2 separate regions of the Homo sapiens genome follow, and region 1 is linked to region 2. The links are chromatin loops, found by intact Hi-C in ENCODE. Cell type or tissue: heart left ventricle. All regions are shown on one strand. Links, peaks and the distances in the headings refer to the core of each region. The heading gives the core; the rest is flanking DNA. Region 1 has its middle 14 kb from the start of PPP2CA-DT. Region 2 overlaps PPP2CA (protein phosphatase 2 catalytic subunit alpha).

Region 1 (15,863 bases), core at 2,700-10,699, 47 kb before region 2:
TTTTGTCAAATACTTCCTCAGGAGCCAACTCAAATCTTCCTTGCCTTAATTTGGGCCTATTTCTGGATTAGTCATATGGTAGCATAACTTCTTAATCATTATTAAGTAGCTGCTCCTTGAAAAATTTTTATGAGCTTTGAGCCTCTCAGGAGAAAGATATTTTAAATCCAATAAATAAATACACAAATAAACAAACATGGCACACTTTAGACTTTGAATCAAGTCGAAGGGAGGATGGTAAAGGTAGCCTGAGAATCCAAACTCAAAATGAGACCTTGCAATGAGCTACAGGAGCCGATTCTTCAAGATAAAAGAGCAGGGCCTGGGCTGACACAGCAGGGAAAGATGCTGACTCTGGATTCACATGGAGTAGAAGCCAATGCTGACCTTTTTAAATGGAACATCAAGAGCCCAAAGATGTGAGTTAGTTAATGACTCTGAGGATATAGGGACGGGGATCTAACCAAGAGACACTGCAGGAACAGGTAGGCTCTAGGACCCTGAGGGGGTGATGCATTTCTGGGGCAAGGGATAGAAGGGAATAAAGCCATGCTGAGCCCTTCAAAAAGGATAGGTCAGGCACCACTGGATGGTGGATGTCTTTGTCTTAGGGGAACCATCCAGGCCATTTGTGAATCCCTGTGTCTGTCCTGTCACATAGCAGCCGTCTCCAGGTTTTAACCTGTGCTCATCTTTCTGCATGCCGAGCTTATATTATGGTTTTTATGTTTAGGTCCCCTTGGTAGTAAATATCTTCTGGATTCTGATTGTTTGTTTATGCACATACTGGTGTATACCTTTCTCCCTCTGTTCCTTCATACTGTTTTACAAAGCCCACCTCCTTGCTTACTTATAATTGCCCATAATAATGGTCATAGCTGTGGTATTCAGAGTGATTCACATCCTTGCGTAATGGGCTGTTACCCAGGCTTATTGTAAGTCCTGAGGTGTAATTCTAAGTTCATGAGCACAAGAAAGATAGTCATTGTTTGATTTCTGGGATCCTCTTTCAGAAATCACCTGAAAAATTCATTGATTCCTTCCGAAAACATCATGAATTGTGTCTTCTGTCTTCTTATAGAAGTTATCATTGTGATTATCCTCATTTGACATGAGAAAACATCAGCATGAAAATGAGTAACAGCTCTCTTTATAATTTAGGTGCTTCATTTACCTCCATACATGGTTGTTTTAAGAGAGCTTAAATGTATCTGAATGGAATTCAGATCAATTCAAGAATTCTAAGAATTTCTGATGAGTTTTAAACCTTACCAGTTTAATAGAACTGTCCTGGATGGCTGAATCTATGCCTGTCCTGGTGTCCTTCAGTGGGAACTGTCAGTCTCTATTTGTGTCTGGCACAGGTTGCTCACCAAAGGGCAAACGCAGGATGGCTCAGGACCAGAGCTCCACCACTTGTGGCAGAGCCACTCAGAGCTGCTGACCTGGGTATATGAGGCCAGTCACATTGCTTGTGTTCTACACATGAGAAGACAGTAGTGTTAAGGGAAAAGATGTTTCTCTGTCATCTCCAAGACAAAGTGGGCGAGTGCAGTACCTTGGCCTCAGGCAGGCACATCTGCTCTACCACCAGTGTGCTGCAGCCATACCTGACTTTCCAGTTCCTGTGGAACGCACATAAACTGTGTTGTCTGCCCATGTATAAAGTGCTCTTGCAATATGGCACTGATCGGTCAAATTAAGTATACGCATATTCTATGATGAGATTTCTGTGTCAATTGACACCCTCCCCTTTCCTATACCAACCAGGACAGATGTTGCAAACAGAAACCTGGTGGAAGTGAGAATGAGGGGATGTTTGTTTGCGGGGCCACGTCCCACAGTTTTACAGACTATATCCTCAACTAGGCTCCACCTGAGGGAGTGAGTAGGAGCTGAAACCCAACCTGAGCTCCACATTGCTGAACCTTCAGCTTTACTGTTGGGGCTGCATCCTTCAGGAGGAAAAGGTGCCTTTTTTTTTTTTTTTTTTGAGAAGAAGTCTCGCTCAGTTGCCCAAGCTGGAGTGCAGTGGCACGATCTTGGCTCACTGCAACCTCCGCCTCCTGGGTTCAAGTGATTCTCCTGCCTCAGCCTCCCTAGTAGCTGGGACTACAGGCGCACACCACCATGCCCGGCTAATTTTTGTATTATTTTTTTTTTTAGTAGAGATGGGGTTTCGCTATGTTGGCCAGGCTGGTCTCGAACTCCTGACCTTGTGATCCACCCACCTCGGCCTCCCAAAGTGCTGGGATTATAGGTGTGAGCCACCATGCCTGGCTGAAAAGGTGCCTTTTCTGAGGCACATAAATACACCATATAAGCAAGAGACTGCCTAAAGATTCCCACATGGGCCCAAAATGAATCACACATGTGGCTGCTTATGGTAGCATTGTCTTGGTGGTGGGAAGTTGGAGGCACTTGGGGGTGCCCAGTACTGGGGAAGCAGAGAGGACAAATGTGGCGGGTGCACACTATGGAGTACTCTGCAGCAGTCAGAATCATGGACTAGATGTTTACATAGCAAGATGTATAGGGTTTGTTTTTGTTTTTGTTTTTGTTTTGTTAAGACAGGATCTCACTCTGTTGCCCAGGCTGGAGTGCAGTGACATGATCTCAGCTCACTGCAGCTTCGACTTCCTGGTCCTCCCACTTCAGCCTCCCAAGTAGTTGGGACTACAGGCAAGCACCACATGCCTGGCAAACTTTTATATTTTTTGTAGAGACAGGGTCTCACCATGTTGCCCAGGCTGGTCTTCAACTCCTGAGCTCAAGTGATCCTGCTGCCTTAGCCTCCCAAAGTGCTGGGATTACAGGCATGAGCCACCATGCCTGGCCTAACATACATAGGTCTTAAAAACAAAGTGAGAAGTGAAAAAAAGGAAGACAGAATGAGATATATAACACAATAATACTAATGTAAATTAAAATACATGCAAACCAAACAACACACTTGTAAGGTACATGGATGTGCTTTGGTCAAGGATAGACCAAGGTAAACATCCTGCATGACTCAGTGGGATTGGCATGCCGGTGCATAACTCCATTTGTAATATAATCACAGTTATGTAGCCATAACATGGGAAGGCTCATCACCTAGCTCGGAGCCACTATTGTTCGTATAAGGTACAACTGCCTTGCTGACACTGTGCATACAGCACACACCCAGAGAAAGAGAGAGAGCCAAAGCTCTCCATCTAGTAGATGGACAGAGGGGAGCCAGGGCTCGGCTTGACTTGTGCCCAGAGAGAGAAAGAGTTAAGCTGCTGACCCCATAGGGAGAGCTGGCTGTGCAGCTGTGTGTGGGAGCGGCAGGAGCCGCAGAGCCAGAGCAAGCAGCCAAGACAGAGACAGACGGTGTAAGAGAGCCGCTGAATAAAACCATACTTCATCTGCCTGCAGCCCTCTGAGTGTTCTTTCAGCTATCTGCCACCCATCCACCCACTGCCTTCGGACCTCAGCATGGACCAGAACCTGACCCTGGGCATGACAACACTTCACATGAATGCATACATACAAACCAAAAAAAAAAAAAATATATATATATATATATATATATATATATATATGTATATATTTGCACCATTGCACTCCAGCCTTGGCGACAAAAGCAAAACTCCGTCTAAAAAAAAAAATAAAAGAAAAGTAAGGGGCTTTGGATGGACTGATCATAGTATAATGAGCCATGAACTGAAAAGTGCGATTAACTTAATACTCTATACCTGAGCCCTAATAATTTCTTTTTTTTCTTAAGTGCTCTGGGCCTTGCCATTTGACGTTTTCCTCGACCCAGCTGTTGACCACTAGCATGGCTTTAACAGCATGATCATAGCTTTTTAATAATCTTATTGACAGAAATTTACACCTGGATTCTGTGAGCTGTCTTATAACACGCTGACCTTTATCAAACTCAGGGATATATGATGCTGTCTTGCTCTTTTGCTATCTTGCTCTTTTTTTTTTTTTTTAAGAGACACAGGTCTCACTATGTTGCCCAAGCTCGAATGCAGTGGCTATTCACAGGCACAATCATTGCACACTACAGTCTCAAACTCCTGGGCTCAAGTGATCCCCCCGTTTCAGCCTCCTCAGTAGCTAGCACTACTAGCTGAACGCCACTGTGCTGGCTTTTCCAGCTCTTTAAAATATTTGAAAGTTACCTCGTTTTATCTGTAGTTTTTTAAAGTTTCCTGATGCCCATAAACAGAAATGAAACCATGTACTTTCTTGGGGATCTAACTAAAATGCAAAAGCTATGTTAATGAGGAATAAGCACCACAAAGAATAAAAGAAAACCCCTAATTCTGTTTGGGCTGGTTTCCTAGAAATCCTGTGCCCACTTTTTGCATCGAGCCAAGGCTGGCAATATGTGGATAGGGCTAGTCCCTCAGGCATTGAGATACAGTGCCTCAGCTTCTTCAAAGATAGGTCTAGAACATTCTAGACCAATGCAATCAAAAAGTACCTGGTGGAGCCAGGCATGGTGGCTCAAGCCTGTAATCCCAGCACTTTGGGAGGCTGAGGAAGGAGGATTGCTTGAGCCCAGGAGTTCAAGACCAGCCTGGGTAACACAATGTCACTACAAAAATTTTAAAATTAGCCTGGCATGGTGGCACACACCTGTAGTCCTCGCCACTTGGGAGCCTGAGGTGGGAGGAGCAGTCGAGCCCAGGAGTTCAAGGCTGCAGTGAGCTATGATTGTGCCACTACACACCAGCCTGGGTGACGGAGTGAGACCCTAACTCTAAAACAAAATAAATAAATAAAAAGTACCTGGTGCTAAAAATTACACCATTTTAGGGCCAGGCGTGGTGGCTTACGCCTGTAATCCCAGCACATTGGGAGGCCGAGGCAGGTGGATCACCTGAGGTCAGGAGTTGGAGACCAGTCTGACCAAAAAGTTGAAACCCCAACTCTACTAAAAATACAAAAATTAGCTGGGTGTGATGGCAGGCACCTGTAGTCCCAGCTACTTGGGAGGCTGAGACAGGAGAATCGCTTGAACCTGGGAGGCGGAGGTTGCAGTGAGCCAAGATCATGCCACTGCACTCCAGCCTGGGCAACAGAGCAAGACTCTGTCTCAAAAAAAAAAAAAAAAAAAAGTTACACAATTTTAAAACAACATTTGAGTCAACCCAGCATCATTTTTGAGATACTCTAAGATATTTCTTGGCCTACTTGTGTGTGCCTCTTAAGCTGAAACAAGCCCTAGTATTCTCTAAAGTAGCATGTGTTCCATAGATACCCAATAATTTCAAGTTAGGTTAAATGACCTTTTACCATCCATGTGAGGACTCCTCTTGCCTATATGGTATCTATGCATATTAGAAAAGGTGCTTCTTCATCCTGGAGATGCAGTCCCACAGTAAGGCACAGGTGTGGCAAGTAGAGCTGGATTCATCTCAGCTCGTCTCCTTGGCTGTTCATGGCACAGTATGTACAACTGTAGGATATGGCCCTGCAAACAAACTCCACCCTTTCTCTCTTCCACCAGGCTTCCATTGTTTGCAACATCTTTCCTGGCTGGTGGAGGAAAGGCAGGCTCAACTGATGGTCCTAATCTCCAATGGGGGCAATAATATTGCCCACCCTACGTGCTCTTTTGGAACTTTGCTACTCTAAAGGTAGAGTCTGATTCCACTCTCTTTGAGTCTGGGGAAGCTTGTGACTTGTACCCAACAGAAGACAGCAAAACTAACACTCTGTGATTTCTGAGGTTAGGTTATAAAAAGTGATACAGCAGCCAGGCACGGTGGCTCACACCTGTAATCCCAGCACTTTGGGAGGTCGAGGTGGGTGGATCACCTGAGGTCAGGAGTTCGAGACCAGCCTGGCCAACATGGTGAAACCCTGTCTCTACTAAAAATACAAAAAATTAGCTGGGCGTGGTGGTGCATGCCTATAATCCCAGCTACTCGGGAGGCTGAGGCAGAAGAATCACTTGAACCTGGGAGGCGGAGGTTGCAGTGAGCCGAGATGGTGCCACTGCACTCCAGCCCGAGTGACAGAGTAAGACTCCATCTCAAAAAGGAAAGTGATACAGCATCCACCTTGTGGCTGGAACACTTGCATTTGTAGACCTAAGCTGCTATGTAAGAAGTTTAACTTGCCATTCTGTGAGAAAGCCAAGGCACAGAGAGAGGCCATGTGTAGGCGCTGTGGTCAGCAGTCCTAGTTTTTGAATGCGTCAGGCCCAGCCACTGACACGTGAGTAAACAAGACTTCAGCTGCTTCTAGCTCCCAGTTGTGAAGTCATCCTCAGGCTGAATCTTCCCAGCTGAGTCCCTAGACAGCTTGGAGCTGAGAGAAGCCATCCCCAACTGGGTCCTTTCTGAATTCCTGACCCATAGACTCTGTAAACACAATAAATGGGTTGTTATTTTATGCCACTAAGTTTGGGGTGGCTTGTTACACAGCAATAATAACTAAAAGACCCATTATCTTCAACAACACCAAAAAGTAGGGCTATAAAAAAAAAAGGAAGAATTGTTATAAATTAAGGCTGGGCACAGTGGTTCAGGCCTGTAATCTCTAGAACTTTGGGAGGCCAAGGTGGGAGGATCACTTGAAATCAAGAGTTCAAGGCCAGCCTGGACAACACAGTAAGATCCTGTCTCCAGAAAAAAATAAAATAAAAAATACCTGGGCATGGGAGTATGTGCCTGTAGTCCCAGCTACTAGAGAAGCCGAGGTGGGAGGATCGCTTGAGCCCAGGAATTTGAGGCTACAGTGAGCTATAATTGTGCCACTATACTTTAGCTTGGGCAACAGGGAGAGATCCTGTCTCAAAAAACAAAAACAAAACAACAAGAAAAATAATACACATACACATATATACATGCCCACATATATATACACACACACATATGTATGTTATAAACTAAAAAAGACATAAGAGATATAACAAATACAAATGACATTGTTTTGCTTCTGATTAGAATAAACTATTACAGAATGACATTTAGGAAAGTCAGGGCAAATTGATTTCTGGCTGGATACCAGTTGATATTAGGAATTATTTTTAATTGTTTTATATGTGACATAGTGGTTATTGAAAAAAGTCCTTATTTGTTATAGAATTTATAGTATTTAAATATGAAGATAACCATGATTTGCTTTAAAATTTGCTTTAAAATGATGGTGAGGGAGGGGTGGGGTATAGATAAAACAAGACTGCCATATATTGTTAATCGTTGAGGCCAAGCAATAGGTAATGGGTGTTTATTATATTATTATCTCTACTTTTGTGAGTATTGAAAACTTCCCATAAGAAAAACTGAACATGCCTCTATGCATGCCTGGGGGCTTGTAAGACCCAGGATTCTACCCCAATATGGGGGATTTCATGCATGGAAACAGACTAGCAGAGAAAGTCATATTCTTAGGAAAAATGTTTTGGGCACTCCTTAAATCTTTGGTGACTAGAAATCCACTTGAAAACAGAATTCCCTTCCCTGACAGTACCTATTCCAGTGTTAGGTACACAGGGTGGGGAGGAGGGAAATTGATTGGAATTAAGAAACCTGATTAATTCAGAATTAATGCACCAGCTTCCTCTGAAGATTAGGTAGTATTCAATTTTCAGCCTTTCAGAAATATATTCGTCAGCATAAAGACAGGCGAATGGGCTGCATGTTGCTATGCAGACGACACAGTTTGGAAGGGCCTTCTGTTTGCTTATGGATTCGCTCTCCCTTGAAGAAAAACTATTAACTCATGCTGCAGCCTGCTGCTCTCTGCTTGGTGTTGGCTATGTCACCGAGCCCAAAATAGAAAGTTCTTTTACTGCAGAGAGGGAAGGAGGTTTAAATTTATCAATTCAAATAACAAAGGGTAGAATTATACTGGCTTTTCTCGGGTGGGGAGTAGGGGGAGATAATGCCTATTTCATTAGGAGAAAAAGTGATCTGACATTGGCAGGGGCTGGGACCAGAAGACAAGCTTGCACTGTGGTGATTGGGCTTGTTTCCCATCCTGGCCCCCCTCACTCCCTCCTTCCAACAGTGTCACCTCTTTCAGGACATGGGAAAGCATCTGAGCCACTGGGTAATCAGTTCCAGAAATATCACTGAAATTATCAGACTGGGAACGATTCTCTGAACCAAATCCCTTCTCGCTCAGCTTCTGAAACAGTCAGTACCTTACCACAAAGTTAAACAGCAGGGAGATGTTATCTTTCTCCTATGAAATGGTCAAAAATCTTTTAAAGATTCCCAGTGTTGGAAGGAGTTTGGGGCAATGGGCATTCTCCTGCATTGCTGGAGGAGAGGCAAACTGATCTAACCACCTGGAAAGCAACTTGACAACATAGATCCCAAACCATGGAAACATCAATACCAGAGGATATGGATCCAGAGGCTCTCTCATCCATGGCTGGGGGAAGCGTCAATTGATTTTCTAGAGAAATGCTTGCACGGGTACAACAGGAGACATTGACAATAATGTTCATAATAGCAGCGTGCGCAAGAACTAAATCCTAGAAACAATGCAGTTGCCCATCAGTAAGAGAGTAGATTATAAACTGCGGTATATTTATGTATTGGATTATTTTACATCAGTCAAAATGAATGAACTACAGTGAAATGCAATGATACAGACGGATTTTAGCAAAATATCAAGTGAAAAATAAAATAAATCCTGAAAGATTACATACAACATAATATCCTTTTTTATGAAACTCAGAACAATTTAAAAACTATTCTTTAGGAATATGTACAGATATTGGCCAGGCGTGGTGGCTCACGCCTGTAATCTCAGCACTTTGGGAGGCCGAGGCGGGGTGGATCACTTGAGGTCAGGAGTTCGAGACCAGCCTAGGCAATACGGTGAAACCCTGTCTCTACTAAAAATACAAAAGTTGTCAGGAGCAGTGGCTCATGCCTGTAATCCCAGCACTTTGGGTGGCCGAGGTGGGCGGATGACGAGGTCAGGAGTTCAAGACCAGCCTGGCCAATATGGTGAAATCCCGTCTCTACTGAAAATACAAAAATTAGCCAGATGTGTTGGTGCGCGCCTGTAGTCCCAGCTACTCAGGAGGCTGGGGCGGGAGAATCGCTTGAACTGGGAGGTGGAGTTTGCAGTGAGCTGAGATCATGCCACTGCACTCCAGCCTGGGTGACAGAGCGAGACTCCGTCTCAAAAAAATAAATAAATAAAAATAAAAATACAAGTTAGCCAGGTGTGGTGGGACACAGCTATAATCCCGGCTACTGGGAAGGCTGAGGCAGGAACCCAGGAGGCAGAGGTTGCAGTGAGCCGAGATCATGCCATTGCACTCCAGCCTGGACAATAAAGTGAGACTTTGTCTCAAAAAAAAAAGGAATATATACAGGTATAATAAAACTATATAAAAAGGAAAGCAAGGAAATGAGCACAGGATTCAGGATGATTGTCTGGGGTGGGGAGCAAGGAGATGGGGCAGTGGGGGCAGGAGGAACTATGGTTAGATATTAGTTTTGTCAAGGTCCTAGCTTTTGTTTGGGGTTATAAATTCACAGGTACTGATTACGTTATTAATGAATTTACCACCTAAATTAACAAAACCAGGCCATCCATATGCCAGTTATGAGAGTGAACCATGAACCAAGCATTCTGGTTAATCTAATTCTGTATACCTGACATTAAAAAAACAAAAACAGGGTATAGCATTTTGTGTAGTCAGTCAATTCACTTCTAAGCATTTATCTTAAGGAAATAAGCAGAGATGCATACAAAAATTTATGAACAAGAACATTTACCACAGTATTTATAAATATAAATATAGGAAATAATCTAAATAATCTAATACCAAACTAATAGATTAGTTATATAAATTGGGTTATATCAATGTGCTAGAAAACTAGGTACTCTCTAAAAATATTATTTTCTAATAGTATCTAAGTATATGAGAAAATGCTCATAATATGTCAGTTGAATAACACAGTACACAATATGAACCCAGTTTTTAATTTTCCCTAAGTATATATATGCACCAAAAAAGCTGGGAAGGAAGGGCTGGGCACAGTGGCTCACATCTGTAATCCTAGCATTTTGGGAGGCTGAGGTGGAGGATCACTTGAGCCCAGGAGTTTGAGACCAGCCTGGATAACATAGTGAGACCTCATCTCTACAAAAAATACAAAAATTAGCCAGGTGCAGCGGCAAGCGCCTGTGGTCCCAGCTACTCAGGAGGCAGAGGTGGGAAGATCACTTGAGCCCAGGAGGTCAAGGCTACAGTGAGCTGTGAACATGCCATTGCACTCCAGCCTGGGTGACAGAGCAAGACGATGTCTCAAAACAAACAAACAAACAAAAAACAAAAACAAAAAGACAGCCAGGAGCGGTAGCTCACACCTGTAATCCCAGCACTTTGGGAGGCTGAGGGGGGTGGATCACTAGAGGTCAGGAGTTTGACACCAGCCTGGCCAACATGATGAAGCCCCATTTCTACCAAAAATAAAAAAATTAGCCAGGCATGGTGGCCTGTGCCTGTAATCTCAGCTACTTGGGAGCCTGAGGCAGGAGAATCACTTGAAACCCAGAGGCAGAGGCTGCAGCGAGCTGAGATAGCGCCACTGCACTCCAGCCTGGGCGACAGAGCAAGACTCCATCTCAAAAAAAAAAGAGAAAAAAAAAAAAAGCAAGAAAAAATTAAGCTGGGAATACTGTACATCAAAATGATAATAGCACTTATCTCTGGATGTTATGATTGTTTCTTCCTTAAACTTGCAGTAGTTCACAAATTTGCTATAGTGAAGATTAATTTTTTTTTCTTGTTGAAGGTTTTTTGTTGTTGTTGTTTTCATATTTTTTTTAGTAGAGACGGGGTTTCACCATGTTGGCCAGGCTGGTCTCGAACTCCTGACCTCAAGTGATCCGCCAACCTAGGCCTCCCAAAGTGCTGGGATTACAGGCATGAGCCACCACGTCCAGCCGTGAAGGTTTTTTTAATAACCAAAAATAATCATATTATAAAAATAGATGTTAGTAATAACTAATGTAGATAGAGTACTTATATGCTAAGAATTTTACAGAAATTAATTTAAAGCTTAAAATAATCCTATGAGGATAGTACTATTATGATCCCCATGTTACAGATGAAGATACTAAGATTTAAGGGGATAAACAGCTTGCATGAGGACACGGATGATAAGAAATGGTGCAGAAATGGTACCCTCTAGAATCGGGCTTCTAGAGGGTTCTTCAAAGGGTACCCAATGGTAGAGTCTTGGTCTCCCAAACCCAGAAATGGCTACACTCAGATGATTTCTCCTAGAACAGTACTGGGAACTGAATGGCCTGATGAGGAACCTGAAATTCACACAGAGAAAGAGGCCCCCTTGGGGTGTCTGAGCCAGAGCCGACACAAGGCAGCTAACCAGCGAATATAGAGAGGACAGACATGGAGGAGCCCCAGTGCCCAAGCCCCTGAGGGTTTCTTTTTTTTTCTTTCCTTTTTTTTTGAGACAGAGTCTTGCTCTGTTGCCCAGGCTGGAGTGCAGTGGCGCCATCTCTGCTCACTGCAACCTCCACCTGCTGGACTCAAGCAATCCTCACACCTCAACCTCCCAAGTAGCTGGGACAACAGTTGCCCACCACCACGCCTGCCTAAATTTTGGATTTTTAGTAGAGACGGGGTTTTGCCATGTTGCTCAGGCTTGTCTCAAACTCCTGAGCTTGAGCGATCTGCTCACCTTGGCCTCCCAAAGTGCTGAGGTTACAGGCATGAGCCACTGCGCCTGGCCCCTCCACAAGGTTTTCTTTTCTTTTTTTAAATGTTTATTTCTTGCCCCCCTGAGGATTTCTGATGAGCTCTTGAGAGAATAGGAGATCCCAGTGACTGGAGAGTCAACTGGAGGGCAGAGATGTTTTACTCATGGCTCTGACCAGCTCGGGCTCCCACCAGACAATGCAGGACTGGCTTCTAGAGCCTTCGATGCAGAGGAGGAGAGAGCTCTATGGATGGGACAGAGCCAAGGTCTCAGCTTTGGTCTCTTCTCATCACTCATGCTTTAAATATAAGCTCTAATGTCATCAAGGCACCAGAGATAAAATGCCTTTCTCAAGCTAAGCAGACAGGCTCTGGTATCCAATTTGGACAAGATAGTGGAAAACAGACTCAGGGGGAAAAAATCTCTTGGCCTCAGCACCAGCACATGGGAGTTGAATCTGACACCTTAACATTGTACAATAAACAAATGTAGGCATGGTTTCCTATGTTTTCTTCAAAACATCTAGAATAGATCTGATTGGAGGGAATGATTTTAACAATTAATTCTTCTCTCCTCAGCTGAAAAATTCTGGATTATCCTCCAAGATGTAACTAAACCATCAGCTTCTGTGGAAATACTTCCCAGCTTCCCCAAGCAACAGGGCCATCCCTCTTCTGTGCATGTTTAATAAATAATTTGTTTGCCTGTTGGACTGTGTGTCTCCCCTGAGCATAAGCTCGGTAGACAGTGTAGTATGCAACTTCGGGCTTGCCCTCCTTTCTCAGCACCCCTCTCTACCACCTCTCCTTCATATGCATTCCTATGCCTGCTGTGGGGTAATTGCTAATTAAATGTTGATTGCTGAAATAGAGAGCTATGGAGGTTCAGGAATGGTCTTCTAGATTTCCCAGAGCTGGGACTCAAACCCCTTTTTGGATCTCTGATGCTTGAGAGAATCTGATGAAAGCTAAGAAACTTTCCCCAGAAAAAAAAAAAGCACATGCAAAAGAAAATTCCCAATTGCATAGCACTAAATACCCATACTAACACACACACAATTATGTGCATGTAAAACTGGGGAAATCTGAATAAGATAGGTGAATTGAATCAATATCAATTTCCAAGTTGTGATATGGTACTATAATACTGCAAGATGTTACCACTGAGAAACTGGGATCTCTCTGTATTATTTCTTATAGATGCATGTGAATCTAAAATTATCTCAATAAGGCCAGGTGTGGTGGCTCACGCCTGTAATATCAGTACTTTGGGAGGCCGAGGTGGGCAGATCACCTGAGGTCAGGAGTTCGAGACAAGCCTGGACAAGATGGTGAAACCCTGTCTCTACTAAAAATACAAAAATTAGCCAGGCATGGTGGTATGCACCTGTAATCCCAGCTACTCAGGAGGCTGAGGTGGAGGAATTGCTTGAACCCAGGAGGCAGAGGTTGCAGTGAGCCAAGATTGTGCAACTGCACTCCACCCTGGGTGACAAGAGCAAAACTCTGTCTTAAATAAATAAATAAATAAAAATAATCTTGGCCAGGCCCGGTGGCTCATGCCTATAATCCCAGCACTTTGGGAGGCCAAGGCAGGTGGATCACCTGAGGTCAGGAGTTCAAGACCAGCCTGGCCAACATGGTGAAACCCTGTCTCTACTAAAAATTAAAAAATTAGCAGGGTGTGGTGGTGGGTGCCTGTAATCCAGGCTACTTGGGAGGCTGAGGTGGGAGAATCGCTTCAACCCGTGAGTTTGCATCGTGAGTTTGCAACCCGGAGTTTGCAGTGAGCCAAGATCACACCAATGCATTCCAGCCTGGGCAACAAGAGCGAGACTCTGTCTCAAAAATAAATAAATAAATAAACAAATAAATAATCTCAATAAGAATTTCCATTAAAAAACACAAAATTTCCATACATTATTTTTTCAGAGTTGATGGACCCCCCTGCTGAACCTACCCATGAATCCTAAATTGAGAACTCTCTAATATAGACCAATTTTTGCGTTGTTGGATGGGGAAACTGATGGGAGAGGATGTGTTCAAAGTCATTCAGATTGATGGTGAATAAGGAGATTGAACCCAGCTCTCCTTATTCTACAACTGGTTGCTAAAAGGAAGAGAGTGCTGTCCACATTGTGTTGTTTACTTGATTTAAAAAGGCAAGACAAACCAGTGTAACAGGGCAACTGATATTCCCTGATGTGCACAGAGAACACTGAGTCTAGACAGGGCAATTTGGGTTTTTTTGGTTTTTTGTTTTTGTTTTGGAGACGAAGTCTCACTCTGTTGTTCAAGCTGGAGTGGAGTGGCACGATCTCGGCCCACTGCAACCTCCACCTCCAAGGTTCAAGCGATTCTCCTGCCTCCACCTCCCAAGTAGCTGGGACTACAGGCATGCACCACCATGCCCAGCTAATTTTTTTGTATTTTTAGTAGAGATGGGGGTTTCACTATGTTGGCCAAGCTGGTCTTGAACTCCTGACCTCGTGATCTACCTGCCTCAGCCTCCCAAAGTGCTGGGATTACAGACATGAGCCACTGCGCCGGCCGGCAATTTGTTTTTAGGATTTTTTTTCATTTCTTCCTAAGCTGTCTGTGCTCAGCCTGTGGTGGACTGTGGATGATCTCATTCACAAAAAGGTGGCTTAGAAAGGTGTAGGTCAGGGACCAGCAGCCCTTTTGATTCTGAGTACCAAAAGAGGAACCAAATAGTGCCTATGAGTTATCCCAGAAAGCTGGACATGTTGGGGAATAGGAGGGAAAGAAGGAGAGGAAAAAGAAAGGGGGTACACCAGAAGAGGGCAAATGAGGATGGTATGGGGAGAAGAGAGTGGAAGAGAGAATGAGTGTATTTAGGGAGTAGAAGGCTTATGTGGTGGGGCTGGCCCACAGGCTGCTCACCAAGTCAGAACCTGTAAGGACATGAGTTACATGACCAGGTGGGGTCACACGCTTGTAATCTCAGCACACTGGGAGGCCGAGGTGGGCGGATCACTTGAGGTCAGGAGTTCGAGACCAGCCTGGCCAAGATGGTGAAACCCTGTCTCTACTAAAAATGCAAAAATTAGCCAGGCATGGTGGTGCATTCCTGTAATCCCAGCTACTCAGGAGGCTGAGGCACGAGAATCGCTTGAACCCAGAAGGCAGAGGTTGCAGTGAGCTGAGATCACACCACTGCACTCCAGCCTGGGCAACAAGAGCGAGACTCTGTCTAAAAAAAAAAAAGGAAGAATACATGGAAAACACTTAGAAGAGTTTTAACATGTAGTACGTGCTTAATAAATGCTGGCCCTTATTACTGTTACTCCTTGACAGAGGCTCATTTTCTCTTGCCTGTTCCTGCAAAGATGGAGACAACTGATTAGCCATCCTTCCTCTAAGAACCAACCATCAACTTGTAGACACGAAATCACCCATCAGTTTCTCTTTTTCACATATACTATCTGTTCCTTCTTTTGCCTGGGGACTCAACTCCATTACCATCTTCCAGAATCACAATTTAAACATGAGCATAGAAGTACTTAGTAATGGAGGGGTCTTCCTGTTTGGTGTTCCCTCTATTGGCCAGAGAACAAACACTCCTATGAGAGGAGAGTTTCTTTTTCTTCCATCAGACAGGAGAGCAGTATGGACCTATGTTTCTATCTTTGCAAATGAATTTCATAGCACTGTTTAGATACCTCTGTGCTTGGAAATTCGCCTGCTTTGGTGAATCTAATTTTTAAATTTTGTCAGGTATCAAGGTAGAACACTGGTAAACTGCTTAATCTGGAAAATAAAGAATAAAATATAAACAGATTTCCCCTCTGGCTCCCTGCAAAACATCTCTCTCCTCCACAGTGTTTCTGTAAGTCTCTAGGGAACATCTTGTATGGGCTCACCAACAAGTCCTCCTCTAAGAGTCTCCTGCTAATCTACTAAGTACTCTTGATCAAGAGAGACGTAGAATCACCAGAGAAGACTTTTCAGAGTCTTCTCTGAAAAGTGCGACCTCAACTGACCTTAAATGGCAGGTAAGGTTAATATAGATACCAGTGGGGAATCCAGGGATTCAGGGCAGGATGAGCAAAGGGTGAAAGAAGCAATGGAGTTGGATGAGTACAGAATTGGTTTGGGGAGGTGGCCAGCTAAGCTGAGGAGGAGAGCTTATAGTGAGAGAGAAGGCAGGAGA
Region 2 (15,340 bases), core at 315-8,314:
GGCCAGGCGCGGTGGCTCATGCCTGTAATCCCAGTACTTTGGAAGGCTCGGGTGGATCACCTGAGATCAGGAGTTCGAGACAAGCCTGACCAACATGGTGAAACCCCTTCTCTACTAAAAATACAAAAATTAGCCCAGCATGGTGGCGCCTGCCTGTAATCCCAGCTACTCAGGAGGCTGAGGCAGGAGAATGGCATGAATCCGGGAGGCAGAGGTTGCAGTGAGCCAAGATCGCGCCACTGCGTTCCAGCCTGGGCAACAGAGCGAGACTTCGTCTCAAAAAAGTGTTTATTAAGGGATTATGCTATGTCAGATTCCAACTTTTATTTTTAAGTTTTGTTTTTTTTTTAATGGATCTACATTGAAACACACCAACAGGAACTTATTATATATAGATCTTCGTATGAATTACTAGGTTTTTCACTTTTAAAACCATGTTTTGTGTTTTTTTGTTGTTTGTTTGTTTTTTGAGACGGAGTCTCACTCTGTCACCCAGGCTGGAGTGCAGTGGTGCGATCTTGGCTGACTGCAAGCTCTGCCTCCCGGGTTCACACCATTCTCCTGCCTCAGCCTCCCGAGTAGCTGGGATTACAGGCGTCTGCCACCACGCCCGGCTAATTTTTTTGTATTTTTTTAGTAGATATGGGGTTTCACCGTGGTAGCCAGGATGGTCTTGATCTCCTGACCTCGTGATCCGCCCGCCTCAGCCTCCCAAAGTGCTGGGATTACAGGCGTGAGCCACTGCGCCCGGCCAACCATGTTTTGTTTTGTTTTGTTTGAAATTTCAGTCAAGGTAAAAACCATGTTTTTATAAAAGCATAGTCTCTGTGGCTGAAGTTGCCTTGACTCTTTCAAGGGGAGTACAGTTAACAGACCATTATCATTAAGGTTCTGTTACATTAAGACAAGCCAAAATTGAATAGGAAGTGTAAAGTTTGGAAGACTCATGTTCTTGATCTTGATTGTCACTACATGGAGGTCGTGGAACATAAACCATGAATCGGTCTTGTTTTTCAGCTTGCAGTTTGACCCAGCACCTCGTAGAGGCGAGCCACATGTTACTCGTCGTACCCCAGACTACTTCCTGTAATGAAATTTTAAACTTGTACAGTATTGCCATGAACCATATATCGACCTAATGGAAATGGGAAGAGCAACAGTAACTCCAAAGTGTCAGAAAATAGTTAACATTCAAAAAACTTGTTTTCACATGGACCAAAAGATGTGCCATATAAAAATACAAAGCCTCTTGTCATCAACAGCCGTGACCACTTTAGAATGAACCAGTTCATTGCATGCTGAAGCGACATTGTTGGTCAAGAAACCAGTTTCTGGCATAGCGCTATTTGTAGTTACTTTTGCTTTCTCTGAGAGACTGCAGATAATAAGATGTAAACATTAACACCTCGTGAATACAATTTAACTTCCATTTAGCTATAGCTTTACTCAGCATGACTGTAGATAAGGATAGCAGCAAACAATCATTGGAGCTTAATGAACATTTTTAAAAATAATTACCAAGGCCTCCCTTCTACTTGTGAGTTTTGAAATTGTTCTTTTTATTTTCAGGGATACCGTTTAATTTAATTATATGATTTGTCTGCACTCAGTTTATTCCCTACTCAAATCTCAGCCCCATGTTGTTCTTTGTTATTGTCAGAACCTGGTGAGTTGTTTTGAACAGAACTGTTTTTTCCCCTTCCTGTAAGACGATGTGACTGCACAAGAGCACTGCAGTGTTTTTCATAATAAACTTGTGAACTAAGAACTGAGAAGGTCAAATTTTAATTGTATCAATGGGCAAGACTGGTGCTGTTTATTAAAAAAGTTAAATCAATTGAGTAAATTTTAGAATTTGTAGACTTGTAGGTAAAATAAAAATCAAGGGCACTACATAACCTCTCTGGTAACTCCTTGACATTCTTCAGATTAACTTCAGGATTTATTTGTATTTCACATATTACAATTTGTCACATTGTTGGTGTGCACTTTGTGGGTTCTTCCTGCATATTAACTTGTTTGTAAGAAAGGAAATCTGTGCTGCTTCAGTAAGACTTAATTGTAAAACCATATAACTTGAGATTTAAGTCTTTGGGTTTTGTTTTAATAAAACAGCATGTTTTCAGGTAGAGCTTAAACTAAATGATGTGTTTACTTAGTGCAGTTTCTGGTTATGAATATTATATTGCTATGTGTATATTATATGGACTCTTTAAAATGATTGACAGATTGGCAAATTCTTAAATCTTTGTACATTGTTGAGTCATATGTTCTTAGAGTTAAATTTGTCTCAGATAAGAAAGTGTTAAAGCATTAGCCTGTGTCAAGTTCTTTGAGTGATACTAGTGAAACCAAATAGAAAACTATTGTTGGATCATGATTTAGTCTTATGTACATTCACCCGAAGACAAAAATGGTACTTAAAGTGGCAGTGTTCAACATTTAATGAGTTTTTCCCCTTTTATCCTTCGAATAGGATTAGATGTTTAAAAAAAAGTTCTTCTGTGGGAACTAATATTTGATATTTTAACCTACCAGAGTAAACAGGAACACTTAATCATACTTGTGAGTGTAGTAAATAAAAGTTTTCTTGCTTTGTGCTGTGTTGAATCTGGAACCAACAGGGAAGTTATAGCATATCCCCTTTCTAAAATGCTTGAGGAACACATACATACCGAATGTCTTTTCTGATCTAATTGATAGTATTTTTAGTGGCTTGTGGAGTTAATTTTCCAAAGCAAAAGGCCATTAGGGTTTCTACATTTCATTTCATTTCATTCTTTTCTTTCACAAGAAATACATTCTCTGTGTGTCTTTTTGTTGCTCTGTCACTCTATGCCCTTTCTCTCCGACTGAACAAATAGCTTATCCATGTGCAGTGGTTTTAATACCCAAACAATCTAGACACCAAGCAGCTATTTTTTCCGGTCCTGTGATATCAGAATTGACCAAGGAATACGTATATTGTAATTGACACGTGGTGGTATCTTCCAGGTACAAATTCTCTAAATTTTGTGGTTAGCAGAATGGGACTTGTGATAAGAATAGCTTGGTTTTAGCATAACTAGGGTTTAAAATAATTGTTTAATTATAGAGACTGACCGGGCTTTGGCCATCTAAACTGGAAAGTGTTAGTACCCTACCTTCTTTTGAAAATGGCTATGGTAAGGAAAATGTGTTAGTAAATTATGTATTTTCTTGAAAAATACATAATTATGGTTGGATGGGAATCACTAAGTTGGGTGTTAACTGATGTCTCAATTAGTAACATTAGGATTTTCATTAATAAACCTAAAAAGCTTTCCCTAAGAACAGGCCTGGCACAGTGGCTCATGCCTGTAATCCCAGCACTTTGGGAGACCAGGGTGGGTGGATCCCTTGAGGTCAGGAGTTGAAGAGCAGCCTGGCCAACATGGCAAAACCCCATCTCTACAAAAAATATGAAAATCAGCCGGGCTTGGTGGCATACCATAGTCCCAGCTACTTGGGAGGCTGAGGTGAGAGGATCGCCTGAGCCCAGGAGATGGAGGTTGCAGTGGGCTGAGATTGTGCCACTGTACTCCAGTCTGGGTGACAGAGCCAGACCCTGTCTCAAAAATAAAGAGGATTCTGAGTTTGTATAGTGAGGGCTTGCAGAAATTTTGAAACTTATTTTGTAAGTTTACAATGAATTTGTACATGATGTGCTCATGTCTTGGGTTGAGTATCCTAGACATGATTTTTTCATTTGCTGCATATTAAACATTTGTTGGTTGTAGTCGGTATTTCTTAAATAGAAGTTTGTCAATATTAGATTAGTTTCAAGAAGGACTTAGCTCAGGAAAAGGATAGTTATTTCTGTGGTTCTCAGCTTTGATGCCTACAGAGATTCTGATTTAAATTGCTGGAGGAGGGCCCAGGCATACATTTTTTAAGTTTCCCAAGTGATTCTAATTTACATCTAGGGTTAAAAACAGCCAGGCGCGGTGGCTCATGCCTGTAATCCCAGCACTTGGGGAGGCCGGGGTGGGTGGATCACCTGATGTCAGGAGATCGAGACCAGCCTGGCCAGCGTGGTGAAACCCCATCTCTATTAAAAATACAAAACTGACCGGTGTGGTGGCAGGAGCCTGTAATCCCAGCTACTTGGGAGGCTGAGGCAGGAGAATCACTTGAACTCAGGAGGAGGAGGTTACAGTGAGCCCAGATCGTGCCATTGCACTCCAGCCTGGGCAAAAAGAGCAAAACTCCATCTCAAAAAACAAAAACACCTCACTGCTGTTTCCTAAGTACATACTTAAGAAAATTGGGATACATGGTGGTGGTTCATGGATGTTGATAAGGAATTAAAATGTACCGTGCGACTCTCTGTTTCAGTGGTGACTTTTACCTGTTTAGTATAAATATTCCTTTGCTTCCAACCATAAATGTGTTCTTAGAAATGGGCCTATAGTTTAGTAACCTATAGTTTGGTAATAGGCTTGTTTGTTTTCAGATGGATTTTGGTTCTGTGAGCTAAAGCTATTTTGCATTAAAGCCTTCGTCCTCACACATTGTTTTGACATATTTCTAGTCTTCATAAACTTTTTTAATTTAGATTTTTTTCCCTTCACAAGTATACATCTGTTTTAGCAAATAGCCTTATGAAGGTTGTAGATGTATTATTTTGGGCATGCCTGGTGATTTCTATATTTTTTCCAATTACATTTAAAGCTTTATGTTTTAGGAATATAAGTACATTTTATTTCTACTTTTTATTATATATATTTAATTGCACAAGTACTACTGTCTAGAAAAAAATGGGATGTTGCTAACACAGCATTGTTGGCTTGTAGGCAGTGCTGTCCTGTAAATAGATTGAAATGTATTTTTATCAGCTGGTATATAAATTTGAGGAAAGAAAAATGTGGACTGTGTTTGAATTGTTTAAAAGTTGAACATACAAAGATCAGTGGTAACCAAGTAAGTGATATAGGCAACAGACCCCAGTTTGTTTTGTATTTGCTGTCATGCCTGGACCAGAATTCCTCATTCCCAAGAGTGAAAGAGGAAATAATTATAGCTAATGAGTGAATGCTGGAAAAAGTCACACTTTTTTGTTTTTTAAGGAAAAGCACAAACCCTCATGTCTGAGGTTGAATTTAATTAAGTGCAGTCGGCCCTCCATAGTCAAGGGTTCCACATCTGAGAATTCAGCCAACCATGGACTGAAAATATTTTTGGGAAAAGGAACCAATAAAAACCAATACAGTGGCCAGGAGCAGTGGCTCATGCCCATAATCCCGGCACTTTAGGAGGCGGAGGCAGGGGTGGGGGGATCACCGGAGGTCAGGAGTTCAAGACCAGCCTGGCCAACATGGTGAAACCCCGTCTCTACTAAAACTATAAGAATTAGCTGGGCATGGTGGCGTGTGCCTGTAATCCCAGCTACTCAGGAGGCTGAGGCAGGAGAATCACTTGAATCTGGGAGGTGGAGGTTGCAGTGAGCCAAGATAGAGCCACTGCACTTCAGCCTGGGCAACAGAGCAAGACTCTGTCTAAAAAAAAAAAACACAGTATAACTATATACATAGCAATTTCATTGTTTAGGTATTATGAGTAATCCATAATTTAAAGTATAGCCAGCCATCAGTATCCACAGAGTTTGCATCAAATGAGTCAATGGAGTCAACCAACCTGGGATTGAAAATGCAGTGTTCTTTTTTTTTTCCCCCTGAGACGGAGTCTCTCTCTGTCACCCGGGTTGGGGTGCAGTGGCACGATCTTGGCTCACTGCAACCTGTGCCTCCCGAGTTCAAGCAAGTCTCCTGCCTCAGCTTCCCAAGTAGCTGGGATTACAGGCGTGGCTCACTACGCCCAGTTAATTTTGTATTTTTAGTAGAGACGGTTTCACCATGTTGGCCAGGGTGGTATGAAACTCCCAACCTCAGGCGATCCACCTGCCTCAGCCTCCCAAAGTGCTGGGATTACAGGCATGAGCCACCGCGCCTGGCCAAAAAATGCAGTATTCTTGAATGCAGAACCCACTGGTAAAGGGGACTGACTTCCAGACTTGACTATCCAAGGGAGGTGTCCTGGATCCAGTCTCCCAAGATTACTGAGGGATGACTAGTTTGTATCCTCAACAGGCTTGTGAGAAGTAGCCAGGATTTTGTCTACTCTGCGTACGATGCTGCTAATGCTGCAAACCACTGCTCTTATTTTACTACTTGGGTCCCTTCGGAATCTATTTTGAGATAGCCTCAGCCATGGTGTACAATCTTCTCAACCATTCAGTGTTGTTAGTGGGAAGGACTTTAATGTGTTCTTCCTGCTGGGCACAGTGGCTCCCGCCTGTAATCCTATCACTTTGGGAGTCCGAGGTGGGTGGATCACTTGAGCCTGGAGTTGAAGATGAGCCTGGCCAACATGGTGAAATCCTGTCTCCACTAAAAAAACAACTAGCTGGGTGTGATGGCACTTACCTGTAGTACCAGCTAGTTGGGAGGGTGAGACTAAATCGCTTGAAACCGGGAAGCAGAGGTTGCAGTGAGCTGAGATCGCGCCATTGCACTCCAGACTGCGAGACTCTTGTCTCGAAAAAATATATTTTTAAAAGCTTTCTTCCAAGAAATAATTTAGCTGTTCTTCCTTAGTGCAGTGGTAGGCTGTAGCCACCAGCAAGCAAGATTACTGATGGTGGAAGTCAAAGGCCAGAATCGTGATAGGAAGTTAAGAGTGCTTGCTCCATAGAACACTATGGAAGACCACAATGGAATGTCTAATTAAAGCTATTAGAAATGCCCAAAGCTGTTGAGTGCCTCTACCTCAAGGCTTAGCATACCTTCTGATCTGCAAGGAGACTAATCATTAGGCTTTTTGCAGTTCTAGAACTGCTCTGAGTATGGCATTGGAACCTGGGGATAGGAGCAAGAGCTAGTAATTGGGTTTGGCAGGCCTGGTCAAAGGGGAGCTTTAAGGTCAGGTATATCCAAACATATCAGAAAGTAGGTTACATGGTGTGGTGAAATATACCAGATGTAAAATCTGCAGAATGTACTCCTGCTGTTGAGTCCAACTTGCAATGTAAGTCCCTTTGCAGTGAAGGTCTTGAGTATGTATTGCATGCAGCAGGCAGAGGAGCGGGAGGAGAAACTGTATAATGTATTTGGTCTTGAACATCCTTTGTTTTCCAAAACCACATTCATCTCTACCTTGGTTGAAATGTATAAAACTACCATTTTAAGTTTCATCTTTTCATTGATCTATGACTAAAATTAGGATGCAAAGACAAACCCAAGGCTTAGCCCACTGCTCCTCCTCAGAGCTGCACTGAAACTGGTTGTAGGGTAAAGGGATGTAGGCAATTTAAATATGAGTCAAGATTTTTGGGATGGCAGTATGGCTCTCATGGCCTCTGGAAGGATCCAGGTGATGTCCGACCTGGTATGGCCTCTTGGCCTGTTGCCACCGCACCAGGTTTTGCCCTTAATTTTAGTCTTGGCTCTGGATTTCTTTAGGGTATTGTGATAGCTTTGTTGGTCTTTGGGTTTTTCTAGTTTCACCACAGATCCTAGGAAAAATAACCATACTCTAGAAATGAGAAGCCAGGATTTTTAAAGTAGGGCTGGGAATATGAGTAGACATCTTTTGGATTTTCAAAATGTATTTGCTTAAACCACCTTTTGGCAGCAGTTGGACATTTCTGCTATCTACCTGAGTGGCAGATGGCCTACAGCATTTGGTATGTTAAAAGAGTATAGAGTAAGTGATTCATGGCTTCTGAAATACATCAATTTGACGTTGCAGTCTTGAAAAGGCAATAGCTGACATATCCTGAACCAGCTTGGGTTTCCAGTGCACTCAGTGCTGAAATAATTGCTGTGAAGGGTTGAGTTGAATTCACAATGACTTAGGACAGTAGTAGCTACTGAATGTTCAATCTTTGAAATGACAGAATTAGCTTATAGTGAATATTGTCTAGCACTGAGCATTTCCATGTGCCAAGCATGTTACATGAATTATTGAGTTTTCTCAACTCTGTTGAGAAGAGCAGAGAAGGTTCTGCTATTCAGGCATTCTGATCGCAGAGTTCCTGATTTTCAGGAAGCATTAGGTTTCTCTTGCCTTTGCTGAAATTCTTATTAGTGGTGTTTGAAGGGTGGGCAATAGCCTACACAGCTTTAGGGTTTAGATGTGTCGCTTAGCCCCATTCAGGAAGCTAGGTGTGTGATGGGCCCTTTGGGGAGTGTGTGGTGAGGAAGGCTTGCATGCTGGGCCTTTTGAGTGTTGGCCCAAGTCAGGTAGCCTGGTTACAGCATTCTCAAGAGTTCATGGACTGCCGGGCACAGTGGCTCACGCCTGTAATCCCAGCACTTTGGGAGGCTGAGGCGGGTGGATCACAAGGTCAGGAGTTCAAGACCAGCCTGGCCAAGATGGTGAAACCCCACCTCTACTAAAAATTAAAAAAAAAAAAAATTAGCCAGGTGTGGTGGCGGGCACCTGTAATCCCAGCCACTCGGGAGGCTGAGGCAGAGAATTGCTTGAACCCGGGAGGTGGAGGTTGCAGTGAGCTGAGATCGCACCACTGCACTCCAGCCTGGGTGACACAGTGAGACTCGTCTCAAAAAAAAAAAAAAAAAAAAGAGTTCATGGACTAACCTTTGTGTCTCAAGGGCATTTATTTGAGCCAGAGTTTGAAGGGGAGTTAGGTGAGGTTCAGCTGAACCACCACAGCCTAACAATTGCTCTTGAAGATAAAAGAATTTTCACAGTGGACCCGCATTAACAAATACTAAAGGAAAACCAGAAAGTATATATGGAGTGGAGCACCCCATCCCTAACTTTTAAAAATTCATCTAAGTGGCATAATTCCTCCATTTTTTATCTGAATTCCCAACTGAATTGTGGGTTTTCTTGAATGACCTGAGTTTTTTAGACTCTTTTATAAACTTCTGGGATTCTGTACAAGACTACTGGAAACTAGTCAGCTCTTTAGGCTGACAGTTGTAGTAATGAATGAAATCTCATGCTAGCCTGTCATCACCTGACCATCTTCCCCTCCTTCTGAAGACCCTTACCTTCTAATCTGAGAGGAGCCAGAAGCCAAGACCAACTTACTTTCTTGTCTGGTGTCCTGATGGCCAGTTAACAAATTCTGATACGGAGGACTTGACCCTATGAACAATGCCCATCTCTAATCTGTATGAGTGCACATTCTTTTTAAAAAATGGATCTTTTCTACTCGTATTAATATAAAATACATGCTTGTAGTAAAGCAATAGAGATGAATACAAAAAAAGTTTCCCCTCCAGCCTTATTGGTCTGAGGTGGTTACTACTAATGGTTGTGGATGTTTTCACAGTCATATCAGCAAGTCTGCTGTGTGTAGGGTGGTTGTGCTCTAGTCTTCCTTCATGATGATGTGTATTAAATTGTTTCTCTGGGAGCAATACTCCTCGCCCTTTTAAAACAAATGGTAACAGACACCATTCCGCACATAGCATATTTTCATTTAGCATCTTTGGTATTAACCAGTGTGAGCTTTTATTTTTAAAGTAACAGTAGTGAGTTGGTGGAAGTATGATGGGTTCCTGAAGTAGTTAAACATGGAGGCAAAACTAAGTAAACTCACCAGCTTGTTAATGTGTGGCCACGGTTGGGCACAGCTCCAATATAGGGTGACCAGTTGACCTGGTTGCTTAGAACTTGAAGGTTTTCCAGGAAGCAGATCTTGCTTTCTTCTTCTTCTTCTTCTTTTTTTTTTTTTTTTTTTGAGATGGAGTTTCATTCTTGTTGCCCAAGCTGGAGTGCAATGACACAATCTCGGCTCACTGCAACCTCTACCTCCTAGGTTCAAGTGATTCTCCTGCCTCAGCCTCCCAAGTAGCTGGGATTACAAGTGTACGCCACCACACCTGGCTAATTTTTTGTATTTTTAGAAGAAATGGGGTTTCACCATATTAGCCAGGCTGGTCTCAAACTCCTGACCTCAGGTGATCCACCCGCCTATGCCTCCCAAAGTGCTGGGATTACAGGCGTGAGCCACTGCCCCAGCCAGTAGAGCTTTGAAACCAGAACAGTTGGTCACCCCCAATGTGGGTTCTGTGCCTTTCCCACCCTTATCAACCAGACAAAATCCAGGCTCTGCTTTGGCTCTCAGCTGGGATCTTGGGGGTGGGGAAGTGGTAACTGGGCGAATTTACTCAGACCTGAGCTCTAAGACTACCTGCTGCCTGGCTTGCAGTCATGCATCCACAGGAACCAGTCTTTGCATTAAGTCTATAACTGAGACCCCCAGCTCCCAAGGTTCCAAGGTTTGTGCTACATGCTCTCGTTTGTGAGGACTCCAAGGCTTCTTAAGTCTCAAGGCAAAGGACAGGAAGGCAAAGATCTAAGAAGGAGAACAGAGGGTTAAATTTATTAGAATAGGAAGAAAGGGGTGAAGCAAGGTGGGTGTGTGTTGAGGGGTGAGAGGTTCTAGCAAGAGGGCTTAGGTCTTAGCCAGGGTGTATGTAGTAAGGGGCTGCTGCCATCTGGGAGAGCACAGCAAGTGAAGTGGGCAAGAAGAGATGTTGCCATGGTATTTGAGTAACTTCCACTGGGTAAGTAAGCCACCACCAGGCACCAGCTGAGCTGAGTGGTATTCAGCAGCTACTTACTGTGCACCTGTTATGTGCCAGGCATTAGGCACAAGCGGTGTACAAGACAAAGTGCCCTTGTGCAGTGAACACCCAAGAGAGACAAATATAAAACTCCAATAGGAATAATGTACTATGAAGAAAAAGCAAGACAGGAGGCCAGAGGGTAAAAGGAGGTACCCTTCTAGCCAAAACTTCCACATACTGTTGTGCACATTGCTTACTGCCCAACTCAAGTTTGTGAATTTTGACAATTTTTTTGGCTGATGGCAATCGTATGTCTTGATGTGATGGCTGTTAAATTTTTAAAATAAGTTTTAATGTAAATTTAACGTACTATTTAGGCTGGTGGTCTCTGAGGAGGTGACACTGAGCTGAGACCTAAAGGATGAGAAGGAGCTATTCCTTCTCACCAATCTGCATTAGATGCTGTTTATCACAAGGTGAAAAATCACTTGTTTTGAAAGAGAATGCGGAAGTGTAGTTTGTAGAAAAGCACTGACCATGACCTGATAACATTCCTAGAAATTTCCGCCATCTGGGGCAGCGGTGGGGAAGCTGCTGTTTGAGAGACTGCTGTAGTCCAGGCTGTGCTGTTCTGACCAGAGCCTGCTGCCTACAGCTGAGTGGCAGGATGTGGCTAGAGGAATGGACACAGCTGTACTGGTGGGACTCACACAAATGTCAGATGGACCAGTTACTGCTGGATAGTCCTCTACACTTCCTTAGATTCTTGGGCTTCAAAAGGACTGATTAACACGGTCTCTTCTCAAATTGCCACCTCCTCTCTGTACTCTATAACACTTATAACCTCGCCAATATTAATACTTCAGGGCACAGTCGATAGTGTCTCTCTTCTTCCTGCCATCACATTCAGCAATCTTTTTTTTTTTTTGAGACGGAGTTTCACACTTGTTGCCATGCTCGAGTGTAGTGGCATGATCTTGGCTCACTGCAACCTCCGCCTCCTGGGTTTGAGTGATTCTCCTGCCTCAGCCTCCTGAATAGCTGGGACTACAGGCGTGCGCCACCACGCCCGGCTAATTTTTTGTATTTTTAGTAGAGACGTGTTTTCACCATATTGGCCAGGCTGGTCTCAAACTCCTGACCTCAGGTGATCTGCCCGCCTCAATCTCCCAAAGTGCTGGGATTACAGGTGTGAGCCACCCCTCCCAGCCAACATCCAGCAATCTTTCTGCAGCTGTACCTCTATCCTTGGCCTCCTCAATTGGATTATTCCTATCAGCATACAACATGGCTCTGTATCTTCAATCCTAAAAACAGACTCCTTTGACTTCACAGTCCCTTTAAGTGCCTGCCCTTTTTCTATACTGCTCTTAGCAAAGCTCTTTGAAAGAACTGTGTCCTCTGTCCACCTTCTCATATCACACTTTTCTCAACACACCACCCCACTGAAATTACAGCTTTATCAAGGTGATTTTCCCATTGCCAAGTATAGTAGATGTTTTTTCTGACTTTAATTTTGTTTTTAGCATTTGAAATGATTGACCAAAACAATTTCCCAGATATAGTTTCTTTCCTTGTCTACCATTACACTACATTTGCTTGTTTTCCTCCTACTTTTTTTTTTTTTTTTTTTTTTGAGAAGGATTCTTCCAGGCTGGAGTGTAGAGGCATGATTTTATCTCACTGCAACCTCAACCTCCCAGACTCGGGCGATCTTCCCACTTCAGCCTCCAGAGTAGCTGGGACTATAGGCGTGTGTGACCATGCCCAGCTAATTTTTAAATTTTTTATAGAGACTGGATCTCACAATGTTGCCCAGGCTGGTCGTGAACTCTAGAGCTCAAGCGATCCTCCTGCCTCGGCCTCCCAAAGTAGGCATGAGCCACGGCGCCTAGCCCCTCCTGCCTTTTTGACTGCTGCTTTCCAGACTCCTTTGCCAGTTCTTCCCATCCTCTAAATATGGAAATGACCCAAGGCTTAGTACTCACACGACTTTTTCTCTCCTCTTCCAGGTGATCTCATCTAGCCCTGTCTATATGCTGAAGAGTCCCAGTTTGTATCCTTAGCCCAACTTCTCCCCTGCACTCCTGTTAAGTATTCAACTGCCTACTTGACATGACTCAGATGTCTAACGTGCATCTCAAACAATTCCTGATCTCCCAAACACCTTCCACCCCAAATCCTGGTGTTTCCTATCTTAGTACCACCATGAATAGTACCACCATTCATGCAGTTATCCTTGACACCTGTTTCTCTCATCCTCCACATGTGGTTCATTAGCTACACCTCCAAATACATCTTTCTCTTTTATCTCTAATAACCCTGTCCTGGTCCAAGCCTTCTGAAAGGTCTTGCGGCTTCTCTTCTTCCACCCACTACAATCCACTCACACAATCACAAGAGCGCTCTTTCTATACTGTAAAGCGGATCCTGCCACATGCTGCTTACCTTCCATCACCTGAGGCTACTTAATGAAAATGGGATGAAGTGGCCAGCGGCTGTAATCACGCCTGTAATCCTAGCACTTTGGGAGGCTGAGGTGGGTGGATCACTTGAGGTCAGGAGTTCGAGACCAGCCTGGCCAACATGGTGAAACCCCGTCTCTACTAAAAATACAAAAATTAGCCGGGCATGGTGGTGGGCGCCTGTAATCCCAGCTACTCAGGAGGCTGAGGCAGAAGAATCGCTTGAACCCCGGAGCCAGAGGTTGCAGTGAGCCGAGACACCACTGCACTCCAGCCTGGGCAAGAGAATGAGACTCCATCTTAAAAAAAAAAAAAAAAAAGAAAAGAAAATGGGATGAAATTCCACTTTCTTCACAGAGCTTTTCATGATTTGGTCCTTACCTGCTCTTCTGCCCTCATCTGTTTTCACTCTCCCCCCATTCATTAATCTCTAACCATATTAGCCATACTGTTCCTGGGACATACCAAACTCATTTTTAGAGACACTTTTTCCATCTCTTTCTGTGGCTGGGGCCTTCTTATGCAGGTTTCTGCTTAAATGTATTGCCCTCTTCTCCCTTTATAACCCCACTTTGTTTTCTTCTCAGTATTTATCCACCTAACATTCTCTTATTTGTGCTTATCACATTGAACCCACTAGATGGTAAGCTCCCTGAAGGCAAAAATCCTTCTCTTCTTTACCACTGTCTGCAACATGATGGGGAGAGGGTGGTAAACAAATATTCACTGAATGACTGACTGGCATGGTCTATATCAGCAGCTTGCTGGGCCTAGACTCAGAGATTTTCCTGGAGAAATCCCTGCCACTCAGTAGTCCCTTGGCAGACAGGCCTTCCTGACTGCGCAGTTAACAGTCAGGCACTTGGCTTGCAAGACATACCCACGTCATACTTGACTACCTCACTGATGATCCCAGTCTAGCTCCTGGGATGTTCAGCAAGTCGGCCTGCCTGGAGCTCCATGGGTGGCTGACTGGCTGGGCTTTGCAGAGTTTTTAAATTGCAATTTCTCTCTGGTAGTCTTTGCCCCAGTGTGCTGGCTCCAGACGACATATTGGTGCTGGGGTCCTCTGGGCAGAGGGGTAGGGAGACTTAGCCGGTGATGATAGGTGATGCCTGTCATTGTTTTCTCATCTGTGAAGGAGTCCTCGCTGCATTGTACTGCACTGCTCTGCTCCTAACTGAGTCTTTCTGGCCCTGCTACCAGGTCCTGCATTTCACAGGTCTCTGTCAAACTCTACATTTCACAGAGGGACACTGTGACCCAGATGGCTGGGGGCTACTTCCATGGTCACGCTGTGGACATGGGATTAAGTTGCACTGGCATTCAGCCTCTGGTGGCCAGACTGGGTTTCTGGACAGGAGTCTGCGTCCTGGAGGGGAGAGAGGGCAACCTTTGGAGGGGCCAGAGGGCAAGCCTGGAAGAGGGCAGGCTCAGTGAAGATGCACCCTTGGGACAGCCACCTGGCTCTCTGGTGCCATCTGTTGGTCAGAGCCAGTCAGTACTGGTAGTTCTTGGGGGTTGACCTGGACCAGACGGACTCTAGAGCAATCCCGTCCCTGTCACTGCCTTAGCTTGGGCCCAGCATGGCAACTCTGAGCACATGGGGGGCACTGTGCACTCCTATGGTCTTCTCTCCTTGGAGAGAGGTGGGTGTAGCTCATGCTCTTCCGTGAAGTCAGACTCATCTGTGGTGAGTTAGCCAGACCTAGGTTCAAATCCCACCTCCCCATTTTCCTGCTCTATGGCCTGGGGCTGATTACTTAACCCATCTCAGCCTTGGCATCTCTCCTGTAAAATGCAGATTATAATAGTAACCACCTCCTAGGGTTGCTGTGAGATTAAAACATTATAAAGAAAGAGCTTAGCTCGGTAATCTGGCAGGCCCATGCTCCAGGAATGTTAGTGGCTATGCTTATGGGCTTGCTGATTTGGGCAGGATTACTGTTCAGTCCCTCCTTCATGGGTAGGCCCACTTTGGCTTGCCAAGACTCTCCAACCTACCCTAGACCCAAGGCAGTCTGGGGTTCCTGAAATCTGATGGTGCAGGGTACAGATGTGGGTCAAGAAATGTTTTCCTCCACCACTTAGGTGTAGATGTCACTTCTGCCTAGAGATTCCACAGCAGCTTCCCAAGGGCAGGTTCATAGTCCACCAGGGAAGGTATTGCACTGGCTGGCTCAGATAGAGGAAAGGAAGCTGTAACTTTCTGTAGCTTTGTCCAAGGTCTTAGTTGAACTCTTGGCCCATGGGCAGGTAAGTCCTCCCTGTGGCCTTGCAGAAATTCCTCACCTTCCCTCCCAACATCTC

The links. Peaks named below come from ENCODE experiments on the same cell type or tissue, not always from the same donor. Only the 100,000 strongest peaks of a DNase experiment are listed, where the experiment ranks them.
Region 1: it touches region 2 in a loop (1.9-fold over the local background); 3 of 110 quality-filtered maps call a loop at or near these places.

The regions. Positions count from the first base shown.
Region 1 is chr5:134,232,653-134,248,515 of GRCh38, reverse strand. No RefSeq gene overlaps it. Among named protein-coding and RNA genes, the nearest start is that of PPP2CA-DT, 14 kb to the right of the region's middle. RefSeq lists an enhancer at 7,758-7,807. In heart left ventricle, for the core only: a CTCF peak has its summit at 6,133; a DNase peak (open chromatin) is centred at 6,205; H3K27ac peaks cover 6,485 bases.
Region 2 is chr5:134,183,522-134,198,861 of GRCh38, reverse strand. It overlaps PPP2CA (protein phosphatase 2 catalytic subunit alpha), which reads left to right. Exons shown (of 7, transcript NM_002715.4): 7 at 1,018-4,530. The coding sequence ends at 1,090. Among named protein-coding and RNA genes, the nearest start is that of SKP1, 14 kb to the right of the region's middle. In heart left ventricle, for the core only: no CTCF peak of the experiment used is centred there; no DNase peak of the experiment used is centred there; H3K27ac peaks cover 1,028 bases.